2 separate regions of the Homo sapiens genome follow, and region 2 is linked to region 1. Evidence: chromatin loops called from intact Hi-C (ENCODE). Cell type or tissue: heart right ventricle. All regions are shown on one strand.

Region 1 (8,000 bases):
GTGGTGTACAATTATATATATGTGTGTCTGGAGAGAGGCAGACACTCAGTAATAACTTGATGTGACATATGTCTCTCTGAAATGTGACCAGTTGCTTTGCCTCTGATGATGGCCCTCTGGCTGTTGCCCACCCCCTGCGCGTGGTGGGCAAGCTTCACTGAAGAACATGGAAAAGAAGGAATAATACCTGTAATACCTGAGGTGTCTTTAGAGTCTGACTCAGAGTCGGATGTCTCCGAGGATTCGGAAGTTTTCTCCGGCAGATGGGGGAGCTGTGCGATGTCCATGGGTGTGTCCTTGTACTCAGGATTGCTGTGGAAGGGAGGCACTGGTCAGGAGTGCAGACACCCATTCTGCATGGTTTGTTTGGACCATCTTCTCCCCCACTTCTTTGTCCCAGACTTCTGGAGTTTAGAAAGTTTCAAAGACTAAACATGAAATCATTTCTCAGCTCTTCATGGGATTTTATGGAAGCTTGGCTTGCATGTGCCAAGGCACAGGTGCACCCTGCTGCAATGATCGAATACCCAAATCCCTGAAAGCCATGGAGAGAAGCTTTTAAATAATCAGGTACCACTGGGGGTCAGGAAACTGTGCTGCTTGACAGTACACCTGGGGGAAGGGAGGATGAGAAGTACTCTCAACAATTCATTCCCATGTCTCCTGGTGTGTCGTGTCTTCTCTTGGGCTCCTAATGAGTCCATGGCCTCAGTACCTTTGTTTTGGGCCCTTGATGTAGCTTCTCAGCCGCTCAGATGGCTCCCACGCTATTGGTGGGGCAGCAGAGCCTTTGGTGCCTATCTGACAGATGCACAGGTGCACCTTGGGATGCATGGATTATGGCTACCAAACTGTCAACACACCCATTACAATCACATTTTCATCTGCTCGTGTGGTGTACACCTGTGGCTTGTTAGCTGGAAATCTGATTGCAGTGGGGAGAGTCCCAGTGTGAAAGAGGCCCTAACAGAAGGGATCTAACCTCACTTGCACAAATGTGCTTAATTTTTGTTCTATTTTTAGTTTGGAAACAAGGCTCTTTTGGAAGAGAGAGCATGTTGAGTCAGTTTGACCTGTCTTCTGGAAATGCCACTCCAAGGCCACCTGATGGATGAGGAGAGTAGGCTCCTGTAATCTGAAGGCACAAGGAAATCCTCCTGCTTCAAAATGGGAAATGCCTCTTCGATTTTTCCATGATGGCTAGCCAAGCAGAGACTTAAAATTGATGATTACTGACTCATTTGCTAATCTCTAGCGAAATTCCTATAGTAAAGAGTCACTGTTTCAGTAACTACTCTAAAACTGCAAATGTTCCTGGGAGGGGTAATTCACTAAAATGGATTATCAGGCATTTACTCCTTCGTGTGAATTAGCTTCAGCAGCAAAGCTTTCTCTAGATAATCAGATGAGACTAATGGTGGGAAGGTGGACTCTGTCTCTGAATACTCTGAGTCTATAATTCTGTTAAGTATCACGAGGGAATGGGAAGAAGACTGGAGGAGCAGTAGTTTCAGAACAGGGAAGGACAAGCCTGGATTGGGGCCTGGGTGCAAGGGTTCTGGGCAGGAAGAAGTGATGTGAAAGTATTGCTCAGGGAAGAATAATAGACAAGAATGTGGGAAAGAAAACCAAACTTCTGTAGTTGCTATATTGCCAGGGCCACATCATTTTCTTACTAGATCTTTACCCTATAGAGGTGATACCAGTAAATGGCTGTCTTGGTGGAGTTTCCCCTGCTAAAGCCCATCTACCTTAGTCTTCTTTGGGGGCTCACAGATCACTTGCCCTACAATTTACAGTCCTTTATCATTGACTTCAGGGAGTGTTTTTAGGTCAGCTAAAACAGGTCTTCTATGCCTGAGATTGAAGCTTTTGAGGTTGAAGACTGGTCTTTGATACCTAAACTTCCTTCCTATCCATATGGGATTTGATGGAATAGAATCACCAAAGCTCATGAGTTTGTACCATCGGATCCTAGGCTAGATCAATGGTATTCAGAGACTGATTGCTTAGCTCTTCTTACTCCTTGCATTTGTGGGCAGAGGAGGAAGTCATGAGGCTGATGAGGCAGTAAGAAAGATCCAGATAGGAAGAAATCTCAGAGAATGGGAGTAACAACTACATAGATGACTTCAGTATCTATGTTTCATCAACATGGGAGCCAGACACTGCTAGCCCTAGGGTGCCTGTTTCCAGCGTTTAATTCTTACTGGTGATGGGTCTCCTTGTCACAATATCATTTTGCCTAGCAAAAGAATGTCAGTGCCACAAGACCTTATTCCATTTTCTGTCTGGCATGTGAGTTTTTATAACCACCTGCATTCCCTATAGTAATTATTCCATAAAACTCTATGTACAAGGATTCCTTGATATCAGAACTCATCTTGAACACATCACAAACACGGGGGAGACTTTGCACGGAAATCAGGCCTTGGAGAAAGCCACACTCAATACACATACTTTTACCTTTAGAGAGAATTAATGTAGAGCAGAAGAGGTCAAAAAAAAGGAAATAGAAAGTAGATAAATGAAGACTCTTTTAAGTGGTGCACATTAAGGCCCTCTCTAGAGCAATAATCATTAGTGTCTGATTGATATGCTGTTGGTAGCAAGCACATTCATGCCTTCAAGTCATCACCAAAGTATGTGAACACACTCTGAAGGGCCAGTGTGCTGATGAGCCATGGTTGTTAGCTTCCCAGCTCCACTTGGCTGTCTCAAAGAAAAATGGGATTCAGGTACTCCCTGTCTAAATTATCAGCCAAAGGGCACCAACTTCCATTCCCAAGACCTATTGGAAATTTTCCTACTCAGACCACGTGTGGGCTCTGCTTGGTGGCTTTAGGCCAGGAGAAGCCAAAGACCAGAATGATGGGGGTGGGAGGGAGCCAGGCCAAGTGCAGGATTGGTGGAGAACTTCCCAGAAAGCCTGCCCCCAAACTCAAGATGGCCCAATCTGTGGGTCTTGGTTACTTTTCTGCTAGTTTGAATCCAAAGGCAGAATGTAGACTGGGAAGGGGAGAGAAATGGTGTCTCACACCAGAATTTAGGAAGCAGTTGAGCTTGGGCTCACTTGCAGATAGACTGTTAAGGACACATTTTAAGAGCAGTAAAGCTTGCCAAAGATCACAAAGCAGTGGGCCAAAAAAAAAAAAAAATTGCCTTCATTTTTTACACCGCTATTGTTTGATTCCGGCAAAGCAACTCACTTTGTTTACCGAAACTTTAATGCCCAGGAAGTCAAACCCTATGTAATATGCTAAGGGCATCAAAGGGAAGAAATATAAGAGGAATATAATGTTCCCTGCCACTTTTCTCCCGCTCTGTTTTACTTCATTTCCACAAGAACTGGAGTGTGTGAGTGTGTGTGTGCTGGGGAAGAGGAGATGCTTTTTGAATGCTTCAGCTGTAGGCTGAAGTCTGTATTATTCTGGCCTAAGCATTTGTGGGAAAACCAAAGCAACTTCTGCAGAGATGCCCAAATGTTGACAGACCAAGAATGATTGAAAATCTTGAAATCTTTCCTGCAAGTCCCTTCCAACATAGTTTGATCTTCTCACATTTATTTGAATCTTGTGGAAAGAACAGCAGAATTGCCATGAAATTCCACACCAGGTACTGTCAAAAGATAATATTCACAACATGTCGGCTATTAACCATAGCCATATTTTATATGGCATATTTTATAACCAGGACAGAAATAGAAAAGAAGTAGAAAATATACCTAAGAAGGTAATTCACCCAGATGATATTCTTTTCATTTGCATTCTTGGCATTAATAGCTATGGTGGCACTGGACTGTATCCAAATATATCCTCCGTTCTTCTGCATCCAGCGATAGTACTTTGTCACACACTGACCCTTATTCAGCACTGGCGAAAAAAAACAAAACAGAGGCATTGTATTAAGACTGGGATCAAATAACTTTTTTTTTTTTTTTATCTCTGCAAAACCTTAAGCCTAAAAATGGGAGGACCTACACCAAGCCAGGGTGACCCTCTGTATGCTTAATATAGAATGCCATTAGTAGGACAAATGAAATCAATTCAGTGGAGCGGCAGCTCTGGAGCCAGGGTTACTGGCATTTGTAGCAAGACTTTATTCCGTTTTGGGCAGCCATGGTGTGAAAAGAATAAAAGGACTACAAATCTCTTTGGCTCACAGAACACCTAATGCGGTGTGGATATTGTCAATGGATTTGACATCAGATGGTAAGAAAGGCAAATTTGTATGTGATTTATTCATAGCTTGGAGGTAGACCTCTTTGAGATTCTGGATATTTGAATGGTTCCAAAGATGCTTTACCCCTCGTCTTTGATCGTTTCTCCTCCGTGTGAGCAATCTCAACCCGCGTCCTTATATGTCTGTTCCTTTTGATCTTGTCTAACAGAATTTATAGTCCTCCGATGAACTAAATTTACACTGGTCAGTCGGGGGAGATTCTGGTGAGACTTCGCTGAATGTTGGAACAAAATAAATTCCCCAGTGGAGTCAGAGAGAAACACTGGCCTAAGGGAGGCACAGAATTGACTTGGCTGGAGCCAAACAGAGTGACAGCTCCACACAGACTCTGAAATATGGCCCCAAATGAAGGAGCAAGTAAAAACAATCAGTAATGTGAAACGGTGCCATTAAATACCCACTGAAAGAGAGCTTTAAAATGCAGATGTTAAAAATGATACTTGAACCAAAATCTCGCCAAGTTGAAATTGATTTGATTTGTATCTGGGTACTCCTGAGCTAGTAAAAGGGGAAAGCACAGTAAATCATCCCCTGAAATAAAGTGCTGTGGATGGGAATGGTTTAAAAGGGTGCCGGAAATGTGGAAAACCTGCTGTTATTACTTGGCTGCGGATCGCAGCAACTCGGCGCCCCGCGAAAGCTCACCGGCTGGCTGGCCACTAGAGGGCAGTGTGCACTCATCTACGTCGCCCACTTTTGGCATGTCCTTGCCTCCGTCTGCTGAAATGAAAAACCTCTAACTGCTGTAATAAATTTGGCTAAATTAGCTGCTAAATGGTTATCTCAAGTAATATGTATTTGCATTAATCATCTTGCTCTAAACCAGAACAAGCCAGAGTCCTAAAGACGTAGTAAATTCATATTGTCCATTTAATTACGGCTAATAAGTGCTTCATATACAACAGTTTCATGAAGTACATTTAGATTTTTTTTTTTTTTTTTTTTGGAGGGGGGTGGATGGGTGTGAAGGGAAGTCACTTTGGAAAAGGGCTGTGTTTAAGGCTGTGGAAGCTCTTCTCATCTTGTCCTGAGCCACTCTTCCTGGCTCTGAAAGTGCCACATCCATCTATTACATCCATAAACATATAAACTTGGAAGGTTTTCTTCCATTCTCCTTTTTTTTCTCACAGCACACTAACGGGACCGTTGTAAAATTTGGTAATTATGTCTTAACTGTTACTTGAAAAAGCCTCACTTTGATGAGTGTTTCAAATCATAACAAGTTTCATTCTGAAACTCCTCACCAGTTTAGGGTGTTTTGAAGGCCCGGAACTGTCACCTTCTCTTGGTGGCGTGGCTCCACAGGTTGCATTGTACTCTCCTTTTGTAGGCAATTGTAAGTTCTGCCATTCTGCATGCATGGCTTCCCAGGCTACAAAACTGCGTGGTGAAGCTGAAAGCAGTAAAATACTAACTCTGCCATACAGCTCTTCTGTCAAACCATTGTTGCATGCAACAAGATGTGCTTTTATTCAAATCCTCTCAACCTGGTTAACTATTAACAGAGGAACGATGGGTTATATAATTCTGTCCACTATTTTCACAGAGAAAACTTACAGCACCCCAATCAGTGGTTGGGGGTATAATTCTGTCTGCTTTGTGTCTGGAATGAGGAATAATTCCAAATGGTTCTAGTATGTTTAACAAAGGCAAAGAGACTAAGAAGCCCCTTTTTAGAATCACATGAAGAATACATTGAGATGGCAGGCCAGATCAGCACAGCCTGCCTGGGAGTTCTAGACTAGAATTTGACCAAAAGCAGGCAAAATTTTAAAAAGAATTATCTCCACTTTACAAAGTATACAAAAGGGGCAAAGGGATAAAGGAGTTATAATATCAAATTAGAATCTGCAGAATCAATGTAAAGATCACCCCCTCCTTCCTGATAATACTTTCTCTTAATAAAATCCCAATTTGGAAATAGACATCCAGCCAAACGTTTGGCCTCCCCAGTGGTCTGCACGTATGTGTAGCGAAGGGGGCTGAAAGGCTTCTTTGCTAAGGGACCGTATGGTGTCATCTTTTTGAATTACAGTAGGATGACTCTGGGTCTACCTAAATGGATCTGTGTTTCCTGAGAAGATAAATCCAGCACTCGTTTGTTAGGGCCCATGAATATAATAATACAGCTTTCTTTATCACCCAGGCCAAGGGTCAGCTAGCAAGAGAGGAGAGCTAAATATGAGAGGGGCAGGACAGGTGACTTCTGATGTGAGGAGGTATCTGTAAAAAGACTGAAGGGGAAGGGAATGGCTCACGGCTTCCTTGGGGAGTCGGGGAGCCACGTGATAGCCCTTGACTTCCTGTGGTGAATACCACAAAGCAGGTTCGGGAGCCCACCGTGGGCGGCTGAAGAGGACGAGTTTGACTGACCTGTGGTTTTACCCTGGGCCAGTCTGACAGGCAGAATTCCTAAAGGGTAGGCAATCTCACTTGGTCTCTCCTAGGGATTGGTGTTTTCTGAATGAGACCCCCAAGCGCCAGTGGGAATCTAGATAACTACAGATACGGTGCAGAGTTGGGACAACATGTTTACCAAAAAATCACCCAAGTTGCTTTTGGTTTGCAACAGATCTTGTAAAAGAAATCATAATGTTTGGGAGGCCAAGGTGGATGGATCACTTGAGGCCAGGAGTTCGAGACTAGCCTGGCCAACATGGTGAGACGCTGCCTCTACTAAAAATCCAAAAATGAGCCAGGTGTGGTGGTGTGCACTTGTAATCCCAGCTGTGAGGGAGGCTGAGGCACAAAAATCGCTTGAGCCTGGGAGGCGGAGGTTGCGGTGAGCTGAGATTGCACCACTGAACTCCAGCCTGGGTGACAAAGCGAGACTCTGGCTCAAAAAAAGAAAAAAGAAATCATAATGGAATTTAGCTTCTTTAAAAAATGAAAAAGAAATACCTTTTGCTTGGGCCTCCAGAATGTAAATTTATGACTTTGGGATGAAGCTTCTTTCCTTGGAAAAAAAAAAAAAAAGTCATACTGGCAAATCAGTTGGATCATTCCAGCTGCGCCAGAGGCAGGATCTGACAGCTTTTCCTGAACTCATGTGGTCCTAATCAGCTCAAGAAGAAAAGCCACCTTGGTGCCAGTTTGAAAGGATTTTTAGTGTGTAATAAATTAGAGAACTTGAAAAACACAGAAAAAACTTTTTTGATTCTCTTCAATCCAGTGGCTGTTGTTTTTTATTTTCAAGTTTTAGGTTTAAGCAGTGAGAAAGGAGAGAATATTTGAATAAGTTTATTTCATAAAATTCCTTTTGCGGGAATAACAAAAATAAGCACCACGTGAGTTACTTGATATGAAAGTCCTTAAAAAGAGTTAATTGTCCCTTGAAAAGAGATAGATACTCATCACACAATGAGCTTAGGAGTAAAGTCATAACCATGTCTACAAACTACAAAGGGAAAGGAACAGAGGGAGAGGAACTAGAAGGAGAGATTCTAATTTGAATATCACATCCTTGTCATATGGTCTAGGTACCTCTAACATGTAACCTGGCATCTTTTCTTTGGTTTATTCCAAAGTTTACTTTCTACTCTCCAAAATTTTTGGGCTGAGCAACCTGTGTGTCTCTCGCTGAATTCACTGATCGTGTCAAAGCATCTCTAGAATTATGTCTTTAAAGTTGTACTCTAGGCCGGGCGCGGTGGCTCACGCCTGTAATCCCAGCACTTTGGGAGGCCGAGGCGGGCGGATCACGAGGTCAGGAGATCGAGACCATCCCGGCTAAAACGGTGAAACCCTGTCTCTACTAA
Region 2 (8,000 bases), 320 kb after region 1:
TCCTCACTGACTTTCTTTTTGTTCTGTAGTTATAGTTGTATATCTACGTATCAGTAAATCACTCACGCTGTATTAGAGGCAAATAGATAGAACAACTGTCAGTTCTTATTAAAATGCTTCTTAAAATGTATCTTCTAATACTGCATAAAGTTACGAAGTGTTGAGTAGAGAATAAGACCTACTCTATCCCAGCGACATCTCTCAGGCTTTGTGTTGCAATTCCATGATCCTCTCCCTTCTAGTACATATACTACTTATAACATCAAAAGGGCTTCGTGCTTCTTTTCAAAAGGAATTTACTATCCAAAAGGTTGAGTTTGGGAAACGAGCCAACTCAAGCCTCCTGAGAAAAAGGGGAAAACAATCTCATTTATTTAGAAACAAGGATAATTTTGATAATGTTGGAAATGTCTTTCCCATACTTTTTTTTTTAATTCTCTAAGTCATGCAAGGGGTTCTAGAGAGCCTGAAACCCCAAGAAATTCTTCACAAATGGAAAGAAATAAGTGTGTTCAAAAATTGCATCCTGTCAAAAGGACAAACGCATTTCCTTCTGTCCCAGAAAGAGGGAGCTGGCAAAGGAGACAGCCAGAAGGGTTAAGCACAAGAGGAGTTTTGCACAAAATTGGAGATCAAGAAATATTGATTGGCGCTTGCTAAGATGGAGAGACTGACCGAGGAAAAGTGCCCACAGAGTGTCGGTGTTCTTTTGATGCTGCCAACTCCTATAAGAACTTTGCTGTACCCTCTAGGGATCACAAGCTGCACTTTGAAAACATGGCTTTAGAGCTTTTCTTAACAGCACACAAACAGAAATTCCTTTGGGGGTAACTTGTTTTATTTTATTGTCATCTATAACATTTGCATTAATGATGTGACAGAGTGACAAGTGGGTGAAGGGTGGTCTAGATAAGCATCTAGGTGACAGTGACCTCCTGTCTTCACTAGGGACCTCACAGTTTGGGGGTGGGGTAGTAAGGCTAGTCTACACTCTGCTGGTAGAGACTAGTGGTGATGGTACCAGTAATATACATCTAGTGGCAAAGCATATATATTTATTACCCTTGCTAGAGCGAGCTGTAAGTGCAGGCAACATGCATGCATTTAACATTAAAAAGGAAAAGCATACTCTTCATAAACATGCATTTGCTAATCTTAGTTGGCATAATGAAATAGCTGAGGTACCTTAGCACAAAGAAATATTAAAGCGCATTGGTTTAACAATAATGTCGTGCTTTAACTGCACGTTTATTTTCCTTAGCCTTTTATTGCCATAATGACATTGGTTAAGTTAAATAGAAGTCAGCATCATTTGGCCGGAATTGACAACAATTAGGAAAGCTGCCTAGCTGTGATGTTTCTACCTTCCCTGATAACTATGGCCAATGAACAAGTTATTGTGTCTAAGGAACTCCATGGTAGAAGAGACTTTAATGAGATTGGCAGCCAGAGAGTTAAAGGCAAATTCAAGGCCATGAGATTAAGGCTCAGGGTAAAAGGCTTTTCAACCCTGGACCTCAGCCAGGATATCAAAAAAGAAGATAACACAAGTATAATGTTTTCCAATTGCCAGTGTGCCGTTTCCAAATATTTGACTATTCTGTATCAATGTTTAAGTTTTAGTTCATGAGATTACAGGGCTATTCAAGATCATTAATAGTAGTCCCTGTTTTGCCCAAACGCAACTTTCTAAACATACAAAATTCATCAGGCCTGGTAGTGATCCTGCAAAACAGAGTGAATCTAACACAATAGAATTCCAGGTATGATATAAATCAAATTTTACTTCATCTGTCTTCAGGGGTGGGAGACTGGCAGAGTTCTAATCATATACATATTTAAATTTGTAATCAGACTCCTTGGGAGGACAGGCTGTTGTGTTTACCAGGAGCTTATCGCTAAGGCTTCTGGGGACTAAGAATGGTTGGTTGTAAATCCTGTCATTTTGGTGACTTAATATTTTATATTATCATGATATTAGCATAATTGTGACCTCTGCATTGTAGCATTTTATGTGTTTCCAGTGTAACTTTTGATGCTTTACTAAAGTCAACAAAAATTCCCATTATTCCCTCTTTTAGAGCACATTTGGCATGAAGTATTAAGGTTGATTTAATGTTATTAGTGCTTAAAGTGGTGCAAAATCCATGAATATACACATCCATCTCCCAGTTCACCGTAACACTGCCATAAAATGCTAGGAAATGAGTGATAAACATTTCCTCTCCGTTTTTTCTCTTTCCCTAATTTTTCCTGCTGGAGGCTCTGCCTCTACCCAGAGGGCATGCGAGTGTTGCCAGTTCCCCCACACAGATCAATCACTAGGGCTTCCACATGCCCACATAATAGCACAACAGGAGAGCTTGGCTCAGCTGCAAGCCTCATTAAAACTATTCTCAAAGTAACAGCAAGGTTTGGGGAGCACTCTACTTGGACCAGACTCTGCATATTTTCCAAGATAATGACCACAGAAGAAGCATTAGAGGACATAGTTCCTTTTATTTGTGATTTTGGCAAGTTACAAAAAATAGTGAAGCAAAGCTAAGTATTTCAAAGGATGTCCAATGGCAAACTCTTTTTTTGAAATTCTTAGTGAAAAATTATTACTATGGTAAAACTACTGAGGCTTGAAGGGCTGTAAGGGGCAAATGAACTTGGAGAGACTAAGAAGCTCCGATTTTCTGGCTTTTGGATCCGAAGTGTTTAATCAGAACTAGCAGGGAAACCTAAGTCCAGAAGTCACCCCATCATGGGTCCCAAAATATTCCATAGGCTACTTATATGGCTGTGTGTGTGTGCTGTGTGTATGTGTGCTATGAGTGCATGAGTACGTATGTTCTGTGAATGAGCGTGTTGTATGTGACTGTGTGTTTGTGTGTGTGTTGGGCACATGATCACGTTATCTCTGTTCAGAGTTAGGGATGGACGGTGAGAGCAATGTCAACATCAAAACACAGGAGTCCCAAGTTGATTTTTCCCGTAGATCCCTGTATCATATCCTCTTCTGGGTAGCTTCTCTCTTTCCATAGTGAATCTGGGAAGATATTCCATTACCACAGCAATCTAATGTGTCCACAGTTTGGAAAGAAGAAACTAAAAGGGTTCTGAGAAAAGCATCCTCTCTTTCCACCCCTACCCCCATCACCAAAAGATGAAAGATGGTAAATAGGATCTATTTTTAAAAGACAAAAGAAGCTGAAATTATTAAATCCAGAAGGCAACAAAAGGCTAAAAAGGGTGAATTTATCATTGCATGTGTGTACACAAAGTATTTTTATAAAAAGGGTGTTGACAAACTCTTTTCCACCTCTAAGGAAGACAGAGCAAGATATTAATATTGTAAGATGAATTATTTAAATAAAAGAAAAAGAGAAAGAAGTCCCTGCCTCTTAAGATTTTAGAAAGAGATACTTTGAAATCATGGGCATTTTACTCCAATTCTATTCTCTGTCAAACACTGTCATTTCCAAGTGGTTCCCCAAAAGTCTGTGAGGGTGCAAAATGACTAAAGCAATACAAAGAAAGGCACAGCAGGCAAACTACCAATATATGATGCGGTTCCTGTAGCTCTGAAACAAATACCCCACAAGGTAAAGGGGCCAGGTGGAAAAGCCATGAAAATTGCCATGATGAGAATCCTTAAATAATGAAGTTCCAGTATTTGCTCATTCCCCACATTTTATATTGATGAAACAGAAACAACTGTCCCAAAGTGGGATGGATTTGGAATGAGAAAATGAATAAAAAAATACTCATAAATGTTTAAATTGGGGAATACTAAATTGACAATAGAGGGGTGTATTTTTTCCATTAAGTAGTGTTCAAGTATGATCAAAGTTGTGTAGAAATACCGACATTCAGAGAGGGAAGATTAATATTTATTTGCTTCCACTTCTTATTCTAATGATAACTCTCTACTTAATTGGCCTAGTTAATTTATGAAATCAAATCTAGATCAGTGAAATTGACAAGTAGTCATTGAGGAAAGGATATTACAGTTTAAAAGCATGAAGGATAGCAGTATAAATGATATATGCTATGCTATTAAGCAAGTCACTATAAAGTAAATTACAATGAGCATAGAGGGAATGCATTTTACTGTGTCAAAAACATATTTTTATGCAATGTTCAAACTTTATGTTGAATGGTCAATCTTGACAACAAGATTTCTCTTTCTGACAGCTCATATCTATATTTGGATAAAAACCAACAACGTATTAGAAAGGAAGTAAACTGTACATGGGATATAGCGCTAAGGAAAAACCATCGTTATGTTTGCAAGTCTGTGCCTTTTAGGGAGTCTGTAAGGCACGTCTTATTCTTCACCAGGGAAAGCGCAGCCATGGCTTACTAGTAAATCACGTAGTTTCTCATCAAACGGGAAGTGAGGCTCTAGTCCCATCTCAAAGTGAGGATAGCTATGGTCCTTCTCTGGAAGGCAGAGAAGCCAGGCCAGGCAGCTGGCAGAATTTATTTCACTCTGGTCCATGCCCCCTCTGGTGGCTGAATGCCAGGGTGAAGTAACACAATGAGAAATTGCTTCCCTCTCAGTGGGAGGTGCATTGTTTTCTCTCCCATTCACAAAGGCCCACAGCATTTCCTCAGGCAATTCAGTTTACCTTTAACCCCAACTCTCCAAACCAGAACTAGAAATGCTGTTGTCAAAGAAGACTTCCTCAACAAAACATATAGCAACGGCTTGATGGAAACCAGGAGTGTATAAGGATTTCAGACAGTTCTTGAACTAGTATCTGCTCAAAGATCTGTTTATAAAATTAGGCTTTTTTTTTTTTTTTTTAGATCTTAGTTCTTCCTAGCTCCATGGAAATTTCAGACACATAAAAACTTAAAGTAGGCAAGACTGTGGCATCGATATGCTTTGCACACAGTGAGCACTCAACAGATGTTCTCTAAGTTAAAATGACAAAATCAGACCTATGATTTTTGATGTAAAGAAAAATGCATCAAATTTGTTTTATTCTAATTCTTTTTTAATGTGCATTATTAACTGCATCAATAAGCATGTCAAGTATCCAAACACAACAAAAGGGGAAAATCTTTTATATATTCCATGCCATTATTCTTAAAACTTTCGTGATTAAGATCTATTAACTACAAACATTCTCCAGAATTCAATCTGAGGCCTTCTCTTTTCGTTTTATTTATTCAGAGCTTATCACATTAGATCAAAACTTCTATGTTGATGACTCGATATGTCCTGAACTGATTTTATGTTTCCATCTATGTGGCTTGAAAAAAATTCATTAAAGGTTGAGAGGGTAGGAGTGCATGTCAGCTTCGGAATCAATCAAATCTGTGTTCATTTCCCAGCTAACCCACTCACAAATCACATTACCTTGGGTAAACTACTTAATCTCTCTGAGGCTCAGTTTTCTCATCTACAAAATGGGAAAAATAAAACTTCCTCCTTCACTTGTTGACAGTTTAAATGCACTAAAAATGGGTAAGGTACAGTTAGCATAAGACTACTTGAACTTCATAAGTAATCAGTAAAGTTATTTATTTTTATTTTATTATTGACACCACAATTCATCACAGTTACCCAAACCAAAAACCTAGGCATTGTAATTTTTCCCCTTTCTCTTCACCTCTCACGTTACTAAGTTTTGCTAGTTTAACTTCCTAATCATTCTCAAATTTATACCCTTCTCTTTATCCCTCCTTCCCTGTTCTAGGTCATGGTATGAGCTCTCATTCTCTCTCTCTCTACAAGTAACTTTAAGAAGTTAAATTTGTTTGGTCTAATTAAAAAGCAATCTATTTTTATGCAAAAAGAGTATAGAAATATGTAAAATTAAAGGCGATAGTTTCCTGTAATTTTACCTCCTCTCCGTCCACAAAAGACTTTTGACATTTTTCTGTATATTCTCTTCATTTTTCTTCTATGCATAAAGTAACACATATGTTTTGTATGTTTGTATAGGCAGTTTCCTTGATTATTTTTACTAAACATACTGTAGTTATCTTTCCTTGTCAATATAATCCAGATATATTTCTTTATAATGATCATGTAATATTCCATTTCACATATTTATGGTCAAACTTCTACTCAGTTCATTAATTACAGCATAAATTACTTCTACAAACCTCCTAATAGTTTCCTTTCTAACAGTCTTTTCCCCCTCCAATCTATACCCCATGAAGCAAACAGACTAATCGATCCAAAGTTCAAGCTTGACTCTGTAGTGTCACTGCTTAATACCCTGCATTGATCCTCATTGCCCTGGAGAAAGCGAACGTTCCCTATGGGGTGCAGGATCTCAGTGATCTAGACTCTGCCACCTCACCAGCTTCAGACACTACCATTCCCTGCCTTAATCTTTGCTTGTGATTCCTTGAATAGTACCATATGTTTCTGCTTTCTAGAATGCAGGTGTTGACCAACTTTTTGTAATGGGCCATGTAGTACATATTTGAGGCTTTGTGGATCATATGCCTTCATCACATCTACTTAACTTTGCAATTGTAGTGCTAAAGCAGCCACAGACAACACTGAAATAAATATTGCTGTGGTTCCCATAAAACTTTCTTTACAAAAAAATCAGGCAGCAAGCTAAACTGCATAATTTGACAACTTTGTTTCTAGACAATTTTTCAGTTCAGGTGACACTCCTTCCAGAAAACTTTCTCTCTATTTCCAGTTCTAACTCTCTTCCCATTACACTCAATGCAAGAAGAACACATTGCCTTCTAAAACTGTCGATGTATGTGTTTGGTTTTCTCAGCAGATTATTAACTCCTTGAGGGCAGGACTATGCTTTCTGCCCATCTTTGTGTCTCTAGTACTTACATGCATGACACTTAGTAAGTACTCAATAAATATTCAGTAGATGAATGAATAAATCTCTGGAAAATTATTTTTTAATTATTACTTTGTTCTCTCTAGAAAACATTCCAATTAGGTGATCCGCATTCTCTGAAAGCTAATTAAATTCATCAACTTCTTTCCTCCAGCATCTTTTAACTAGGACTTGCATGTGAATCATGTGGAGGGCTTAAAACACGGGCAGTACTGGGTCTGCTGACAGAGGATTTAGACTCAGGAGGTCTGAGTGAGGCCTTGCATTTATATGTTTTAAATGCCTATTAGGTGAAGATTCTGATGCACGTTCCAGTCATGATACTGATAGAATGCTAGCGTCTCTGCCAATTTCCCAGTTTCCATCAGCCAACCTCCCGGTTCTCCTTGACAATGTGGTATTCTCAGGCCAGGCCTACTCTGCAAAATCTCTCTTTTACTCTGCGAAATCACTATCTTACCCTCATATTTTTATTCTTGACCACAAACACTCTGCAAAGCTCAAGCAAACATGCTTACAGTTCCCCCCGCAGGAAATTTCCGTTTAGATCCACTACTGTTTGATTGGGTTTCGGCTGTTTTTGCTTTTTAAATGGTTTCCATCCGCATTCTATCTCTAGGTTTTCTTATAAGCCTTTTCAAATCCTTTTGGAAAGTAAAATAATATAATCATATCAATAATAAATGTCTTTTTTTTTCTGCTTTGCACACATTTTTTGACTTCTAATCCACCCTCCACCCCACCCCATATACACGCATAGCAAAACCTGCTTTCACACAGGTTTCTCTGAATAAAAGGCAACTTCATCCAGCCACTGAGGACAAAAACACTGGAGTCATCCTTGCCAGTCCTATGGGCTTGACATTCATTTATACAGAATGTGATCATTTCTCACTAACCTCCACTGCTATCAGCTGATTCAAGTAACTACTGTCTCTAGCCTAGAAGATTGTAATACCTTCCTAGTCTTCCAACTTCCAGCCTATTCTCAACAGTCTGTTAGAAAAATGACAGTTAGAGGTGATTCTTTTTGTTTGTTTTTTAAAAACAGCTTTATTGAGATATAATTCACATTAAAGGTATTGTTGTAAAGCCTAAGTCAAATCTTGTCACTCCTTAGCTCAAACCCATCCCACATGGTTTCCCCAAATTACTCAAAATAAAGACAAAACTCCTTAC

Evidence for each region. A loop is a pair of places that touch in the nucleus more often than their neighbours do. Peaks named below come from ENCODE experiments on the same cell type or tissue, not always from the same donor. Only the 100,000 strongest peaks of a DNase experiment are listed, where the experiment ranks them.
Region 2: it touches region 1 in a loop (4-fold over the local background); 18 of 110 quality-filtered maps call a loop at or near these places.

Annotation. Positions count from the first base shown.
Region 1 is chr14:33,789,769-33,797,768 of GRCh38, reverse strand. It overlaps NPAS3 (neuronal PAS domain protein 3), which reads right to left. Exons shown (of 12, transcript NM_001164749.2): 10 at 3,725-3,872; 11 at 188-312. Among named protein-coding and RNA genes, the nearest start is that of SNORA89, 85 kb to the right of the region's middle. In heart right ventricle, CTCF peaks have their summits at 4,700 and 4,900 (motif pointing right); a DNase peak (open chromatin) is centred at 4,898; H3K4me3 peaks cover 874 bases; H3K27ac peaks cover 452 bases.
Region 2 is chr14:33,472,348-33,480,347 of GRCh38, reverse strand. The region is part of intron 4 of NPAS3 (neuronal PAS domain protein 3); the gene reads right to left. Among named protein-coding and RNA genes, the nearest start is that of SNORA89, 230 kb to the left of the region's middle. RefSeq lists enhancers at 2,091-2,656, 4,222-4,832. In heart right ventricle, a CTCF peak has its summit at 4,497 (motif pointing left); no DNase peak of the experiment used is centred here.